2 separate regions of the Homo sapiens genome follow, and region 1 is linked to region 2. Evidence: chromatin contacts called from ENCODE Hi-C or POLR2A ChIA-PET data. All regions are on one chromosome and are shown on one strand. Each heading gives the region's core, a stretch centred on a gene start or an enhancer-like site at or near the end of the contact. The rest is flanking DNA. Distances are from core to core; before and after follow the strand shown. Region 1 holds the start of NBR2 (neighbor of BRCA1 lncRNA 2). Region 2 holds the start of ATXN7L3 (ataxin 7 like 3).

Evidence for each region. Hi-C counts contacts between places; a loop is a spot of excess contacts on that map. ChIA-PET counts read pairs that join two places held with the same protein, here RNA polymerase II (POLR2A). Pooled maps may share reads with other maps.
Region 1: a pooled map shows a loop between it and region 2 (15-fold over the local background). The contact joins the promoter of NBR2 here to the promoter of ATXN7L3 in region 2. A Hi-C loop is called at or near these places in 4 of 50 pooled maps. POLR2A ChIA-PET finds 5 or more read pairs at or near these places in 2 of 52 experiments (B cell and activated B cell).

The regions. Positions count from the first base shown.
Region 1 is chr17:43,124,307-43,127,715 of GRCh38, forward strand. NBR2 (neighbor of BRCA1 lncRNA 2) reads left to right here and starts at 1,251. Exons shown (of 8, transcript NR_138145.1): 1 at 1,251-1,464. BRCA1 (BRCA1 DNA repair associated) reads right to left here and starts at 1,058. Exons shown (of 23, transcript NM_007294.4): 1 at 965-1,058. RefSeq lists silencers at 354-389, 2,413-2,430, promoters at 1,043-2,799, 1,043-1,309, cis regulatory regions at 1,110-1,132, 1,294-1,302, 1,979-2,008, 2,359-2,388 and enhancers at 1,110-1,132, 1,239-1,368, 1,265-1,289, 1,419-1,508, 2,437-3,250.
Region 2 is chr17:44,198,610-44,202,038 of GRCh38, forward strand. ATXN7L3 (ataxin 7 like 3) reads right to left here and starts at 1,275. Exons shown (of 13, transcript NM_001382309.1): 1 at 887-1,275. ATXN7L3-AS1 (ATXN7L3 antisense RNA 1) reads left to right here and starts at 231. Exons shown (of 2, transcript NR_184071.1): 1 at 231-321. RefSeq lists enhancers at 1-92, 297-852, 1,578-2,116, 2,117-2,654 and silencers at 414-1,023, 1,124-1,923.

The sequences.
Region 1 (3,409 bases), core at 1-2,500, 1.1 Mb before region 2:
TAAATTCTGAATTTTTTCACATATTGCTGCCAACCCCTTGGGTCTTTTCCTTTCTCCAAGAAAGAGAAAGCTACAGAGGAGTGACTGACCGGGTAGGTGGTGGTAGCCTTAGCTTTCTCCAATGTTTCTGGTTGTTTTCTTTTTCTTGCATAAAACCAAAATCAACAACGACCAAACCAACACCAATCAAGGCCTCCCCGCCCCTAACCTTTCCCAGTGACCTGCTCTCATCTCTGGATCCTCCTCAAGCACATCCCTGCCGGCAGCATCTGTTACTACTGACGCTCCTCTACTTCCCTCTTGCGCTTTCTCAATGGCGCAAATGGATCCAGTTCTTAAGTTCTCCCTCCCACAAAATCCTGTCTCCTCCCCTTCCCAGACATATTCCTGGCACCTCTTCTTCCACAAGGTCCCATCCTCTCATACATACCAGCCGGTGTTTTTTGTTTTGTTTTGTTTTGTTTTGTTTTGAGACAGTCTCGCTCTGTCGCCCAGGCTGGAGTGCAATGGCGCGATCTCGGCTCACTGCAACCTCCGCCTCCCGGGTTCTAGCGATTCTCCTGCCTCAGCCTCCTGAGTAGCTGGAGCGGCACCACGCCCGGCTAATTTTTGTATTTTTAGTAGAGACGGAGTTTCACCACGTTGGTCAGGCTGGTCTGGAACTCCTGACCTCATGACCAGCCGACGTTTTTAAAGACATAGTGTCCCCCTCAAGGCATATTCCAGTTCCTATCACGAGGATTCCCCCACGGACACTCAGTGCCCCCTTCCTGATCCTCAGCGCTTCCCTCGCGACCTACAAACTGCCCCCCTCCCCAGGGTTCACAACGCCTTACGCCTCTCAGGTTCCGCCCCTACCCCCCGTCAAAGAATACCCATCTGTCAGCTTCGGAAATCCACTCTCCCACGCCAGTACCCCAGAGCATCACTTGGGCCCCCTGTCCCTTTCCCGGGACTCTACTACCTTTACCCAGAGCAGAGGGTGAAGGCCTCCTGAGCGCAGGGGCCCAGTTATCTGAGAAACCCCACAGCCTGTCCCCCGTCCAGGAAGTCTCAGCGAGCTCACGCCGCGCAGTCGCAGTTTTAATTTATCTGTAATTCCCGCGCTTTTCCGTTGCCACGGAAACCAAGGGGCTACCGCTAAGCAGCAGCCTCTCAGAATACGAAATCAAGGTACAATCAGAGGATGGGAGGGACAGAAAGAGCCAAGCGTCTCTCGGGGCTCTGGATTGGCCACCCAGTCTGCCCCCGGATGACGTAAAAGGAAAGAGACGGAAGAGGAAGAATTCTACCTGAGTTTGCCATAAAGTGCCTGCCCTCTAGCCTCTACTCTTCCAGTTGCGGCTTATTGCATCACAGTAATTGCTGTACGAAGGTCAGAATCGCTACCTATTGTCCAAAGCAGTCGTAAGAAGAGGTCCCAATCCCCCACTCTTTCCGCCCTAATGGAGGTCTCCAGTTTCGGTAAATATAAGTAATAAGGATTGTTGGGGGGGTGGAGGGAAATAATTATTTCCAGCATGCGTTGCGGAATGAAAGGTCTTCGCCACAGTGTTCCTTAGAAACTGTAGTCTTATGGAGAGGAACATCCAATACCAGAGCGGGCACAATTCTCACGGAAATCCAGTGGATAGATTGGAGACCTGTGCGCGCTTGTACTTGTCAACAGTTATGGACTGGAGTGTTATGTTTTCGTATTTTGAAAGCAGAAACTAGGCCTTAAAAAGATACGTACAACTCTTTAGGGAGACTACAATTCCCATCCAGCCCCAGGAGTCTGGGGCAAGTAGTCTTGTAAGGTCAGTGGCCTGCGGGGACGCAGTGAGCGCCGAATTTGCCTGGGGCAGGGGAAATGCGCTCTGGCCCATGTCTGCGCACTCGTAGTTCCACCCCTCAGCCCCAGTGTTTGTTATTTTTCGGGTTCAGCTTGCTTTTGCCCCGTCTCCGTCGACGCAATCGCCACCAGTCAATGGGGTGGTCGTTTTGAGGGACAAGTGGTAAGAGCCAATCTTCTTGGCGAAAACGCGGAGAAACGGGACTAGTTACTGTCTTTGTCCGCCATGTTAGATTCACCCCACAGAGATAGCGGCAGAGCTGGCAGCGGACGGTCTTTGCATTGCCGCCTCCCCAGGGGGCGGGAAGCTGGTAAGGAAGCAGCCTGGGTTAGCTAGGGGTGGGGTCACGTCACACTAAGAGGGTTTGGAGAAGTTCAAGGGAGGAATCCTGCAAAGAAGAGGGGCGACTTTTTCCGTGTCTCCGGACAGCTAATCGTTTTAGTGACAGGATGAGAGAGCCCTTCGTGTTCTGAGGGACCGAGTGGGCGAAAAGCGCCGGAGAGTTGGAGAGTCTGTGGTTCAGAATGCGAGGTGACAACGTGCTAGCAGCCCTCGCTCGCTCTCGGCGCCTCCTCGGCCTTGGCGTCCATTCTGGCCGTGCTGGAGGAGCCCTTCAGCCCGCCACTGCGCTGTGGGGGCCCCTCTCTGGGCTGGCCGAAGCCAGAGCCGGCTCCCTCTGCTTGCGGGGAAGTGTGGAGGGAGAGGCGGGTGTGGGAACTGGGGCTGCGCGCAGCGCTCGCCAGCCAGCGCGAGTTCCAGGTGGGCGCGGGCTCAGCGGGCCCCGCACCCCCGGCCCCGGGCAGTCAGGGGCCTAGCACCCGGGCCAGCAGCTGCAGAGGGTGCGCCGGGTCCCCCAGCACTGCCGGCCCGCCTGCACCCCGCTTGAATTCTCACCGGGCCCCAGCCGCCCTGCACAGGGCAAGGCTCAGGACCTGCAGCCCGCCATGCCCGAGCCCCCTCCCAACCCCTGTGAGCTCCAGCGTGGCCTGAGCCTCCCCGACGGGCACCGCCCCCTGCTCCTCAGCGCCCGGTCCCATCGACTGCCCAAGGGCTGAGAGGAGTGCAGGCGCCCGGCACAGCCCTGCGCAGGATCCACTAGGTGAAGCCAGCTGGGCTCCTGAGTCAGATGGGGACTTGGAAAACTTTTATGTCTAGCCTGAGGATTTTATATGCACCAGTCAGCACTCTGTGTCTAGCTTGGGGTTTGGGGATGCACCAATCAGCACTCTGTATCTAGCTAATCTGGTGGGCACTTGGAGAACTTCTGTGTCTAGCTAAAGGATTGTAAATGCACCAATCAGTGCTCTGTGTCTAGCTCAAGGTTTGCAAATGCACCAATCAGCACTCTGTGTCTAGCTAAAGGTTTGTAAACGCACCAATCAGTGCTCTGTGTCTAGCAAATGTAGTGGGGACTTGGAGAATTTTTATGTCTAGCTAGAGGATTGTAAATGCACCAATCAGCACTCTGTGTATATCTAGCTCAGGGATTGTAAATGCACCAATCAGCACCCTGTCAAAACGGACCAATTAGCTCTCTGTAAAATGGACCAATCAACAGGATGTGGGTGGGGTCA
Region 2 (3,429 bases), core at 25-2,524:
GCCCTAGGACCCTACAACCTTCACCCCACTCTGTCTTCCCTTGAAATCAGCCTGCCACTCCACGAGGGGAGCAGAGCCCACAGGAGCCTAGAGCTAAGGGACATTTCTAGCCACCATGAGCAGGAACGGCGGGGGGTGGGGGGGAAGAGCCTGGTAGGGTGGCACGCCAGGAGCGGGCACTCCCCTTACCTGTTCTTCCTTTAAATAACCACCCGCCCTCCCTCAGGACCAGCCCGGAAGTCTCTCCAAGAGCCCCAAAGTCCAGGAACCCCCACCCAAGGATTCAGACACAGAACCCACAACCCAGGGCCCCTCGGAACGGTGGGTACGAGTTTCAGGAGCTGCCGGCCTAGAGTGGGGTGGGGACTGACGAATGAGCCGGGGGCACTGGGAAGGGTAGGAGGCCGGGCCTCGGCTCTTCCCCCGTCCCTGCGGCACTGCTGCTGCATCATACCGACTGGGGGGAGGACAGCCGAGCCGCCGGGGCCGGCGCCGGGCCGGGACAGACCGACCCCCAGAGAGTGGGACGCGTCCCAGCCCCTCTCCTTCCCCGCCCGCCAGCAGCCCCGGCCGGCCGGGGAGAGGAGTCCGGGAGGGTGTCTCTATTGTCCCGGGGGCTGGGGCCTGGCTCCCTAACAAAGGCCCCGCGCCCCCTCCCCGGCCGGCCCTGCCCCGCCCAAGGGGGACCCAGACGGGGGAGAGCCAGGGGCCCCGGCCCGGCCGGGAAGCTGGGGGAAGCCGGGCGTTTCCGCGTCGGCCCGGGGGGAGGGGAAGGGGCGCTGACCCAGACCTGGGGGGAGGGGGCCCAAGCCCCGCCTTGGGCCCCGCCCCCCGCCCCCCACAGGCCCCTCCCCCGTCCCCGTCCCCGTCTCCGTCCCGTACTCACCCCGCCCGGGGGGCCGCGCCGGGGCCCGGCAGCCTCTCAGGGCCGCGTCCTCCGGCGGCGGCGACGGCGGCGGCTGCTCCGGAGCCCCATGTCCGTCGGTCCGTCCTCGCCTCTCCCCGGGGCCCAGGGCCCGGGGCCGGGGGGTCGGGCCGCCCCCCCGCCTGGCCGCCTCACCGGGCGGCCATGGCCCCTTCCCCTCCCTTCTTGTCCCGTCGCCGCCTCCTCCTCCTCACCTCACCCCGCCCGCGCGCAGTCCGCGCGCCGTCCGCGCGCCCCTCCCCCCGCCCCCCACTCCAGCCCGCCTCTCCCGGGCGGGGGGTGCGGCGCGAGCCCGGAGCGCGCGCGCGTGTGCCGCGACCGGAGGATGGATGGATGGAGCGAGCGTGAACGCGAGCGTGCGCGCGCGCGCCCCTCTCCCCCTCCCTCTGCGCGGGCGCGAGGCCAAGCGCGAGCGCGCTCCAACCTCCTCCTCTTCCTCCTCCCGCCCCTCCCCAACACCCCGCCCTCCCCCTCCCTTCCTCTTCCTTCTTTCGCTTTCGCGCGCCCAGCGACTGCTCGCGCCTGCTAGAAGGGCCCGAGCGCGTGCATCTGCCCCGCGGCCGCAGCTCGGCAGCATTTGCTCCAGGGGGCGGGGACCGGGAGGGGAGGAGGGGCGCCACGCCGCCGTCCAAAGTACCGGCGGACGGGGACGGGGGCGGAGAGATGGGCGGGGCCTTCGCGGACCTCCCCGACCAATCGCAGGGAGGCCTCGGCCCGGGAGGACCAATAAGATGGGGGTGGGTGGGGCGGCGTTCAAGGTGAGGTGCGCGGTGCGCTGGGGGCGGAGACGTTTTGCCGTCCCGGCCGGCTCGGGGGCGGGGGCAGCGGGTGGCGTCGAAAGAGAGCGCCGGCTGCCAGCCGAGCCTGGGACGCCTTCCGGCCCAGGCTCCCCCGCCCTTCCCTCGGGGCTCCCCGCTCTCTCCCCCGCCACCCTCCGCTCCCCCCTTTACCCCGAGGCGTGCAGCCACTTCTGTGAAGAGGCCAGACTTGAAGTGGGGCGCAGTTAGGACCTCGGGGCGGAAAGCCTGTGGAGCCTAAGGGGCTCGCCCGCGCCTCAGTTCTCCCGGTTTCTGGGCGGGTCTCAGCCCACTCCAGGCTTGCGGACCAACAAGCGGCCGAGATGAGGGTCCGCTGCTGAGGTCGGAGGCCGAGCTGCGCCCTTCTGCGCGGAGCGCCCTCCCCGCCCCTCGTCCTAATTTAGATCCCACACCTGCTCGCCTTTCCTGCTTCCGGAACCCACGCTGGACCCCCACCCCTCCAGACAGCCTCCTTGTCACTGGCCAGATCCTTCCCCCGACCCAGTGCTGTTCCCCTGGGTGCAGCGTGTCCCTGTGCTCACGCTCTCAGTCCCTCTTTACCTTAGGAAGGGACAGGCCTTTTCCCAGCCGCGGTGGATGGCTGGATTGGCGCTTTCATCTCGGTTACTCTGTGTGTGGTGTCCTGGAACGGTTGTGTGACAGCCCTCTCCCCTCAAGAGATAAGATTAAAAAGGAGGATAGTCTGTAATCACATACTTGGAGCCATCTTTGGTTTTTAGTTTTCAGCAAATACTTATTTTTTTCTCACCGATTTCTCCCGAGAAACAGCAAACATTTATTGAGGCGATATTCCAGAGTAGTTCAGATCAGGCGTCTGATTTGAATTTAAATCGTTGGGCCTAGCAAATGAGTTTCCTGTGCCTCAGTTTCCTCTGTTGTCAGTGGGCATAATGATAGTCCTATCTCCTTGCGTTGCTGTAGTGATTAACAAGTCAGTGCATGTGAAACTCTTAGCTCTGTGTAAGTGCTTGGTAAATCTTAGCTGTTATTCTCACGGTGCTCCAGGTGCTGGGATAAAAGATGATATAAGACAGTTGTGCTTCTTCAAGAAGTTCACTGTCTTGTGGATAGATAGGTAGGATAATAATTGCAAAACAGTGTGAGGAAAACAACAGAGAGAAAACAGAGGTAGACAAAAGGAGACATCAAATGATGTAAGAGAGTTGGTCAAGAAAGGCTTCTTGGGCAGGGTGCGGTGGCCCAGGCCTGTAATCCCAGCACTTTGGGAGGCCAGGAGTTCGAGACCAGCCTGCAAAAATGCAAAAATTAGCTGGGCGTGGTGGCGGGCTCCTGTAATCCCAGGAGCTACTCGGGAGGCTTAGGCAATAGTAGTAATCCAGCTACTCGGGAGGCTTGGGCAGGAGAATCGCTTGAACCCGGGAGGCGGAGGTTGCAGTGAGCTGAGATTGCGCCACTGCACTCCAGCCTGGGCAACTGAGCGAGACTCCGTCTCAAAACAAAACAAAAAAGAAGAAAAAGAAAAACTTCTTATAGAGGGAGATGAACCAGGTGAAGGTAGGCCAAGAAGGCATTGGACATCCCCAACTGGAAGCTTCAGAAGCATGGATCAAGCTGGAACAGAGGAGTGGGTGGCAGAGCAGCAGGAGGTGAGCAGGCTGGATAATACAGGACAAAGCAAAGTAGGTGTTGAAAAGTTTGTGGGCTTTAGCCTGTAAGCTGTGAGGA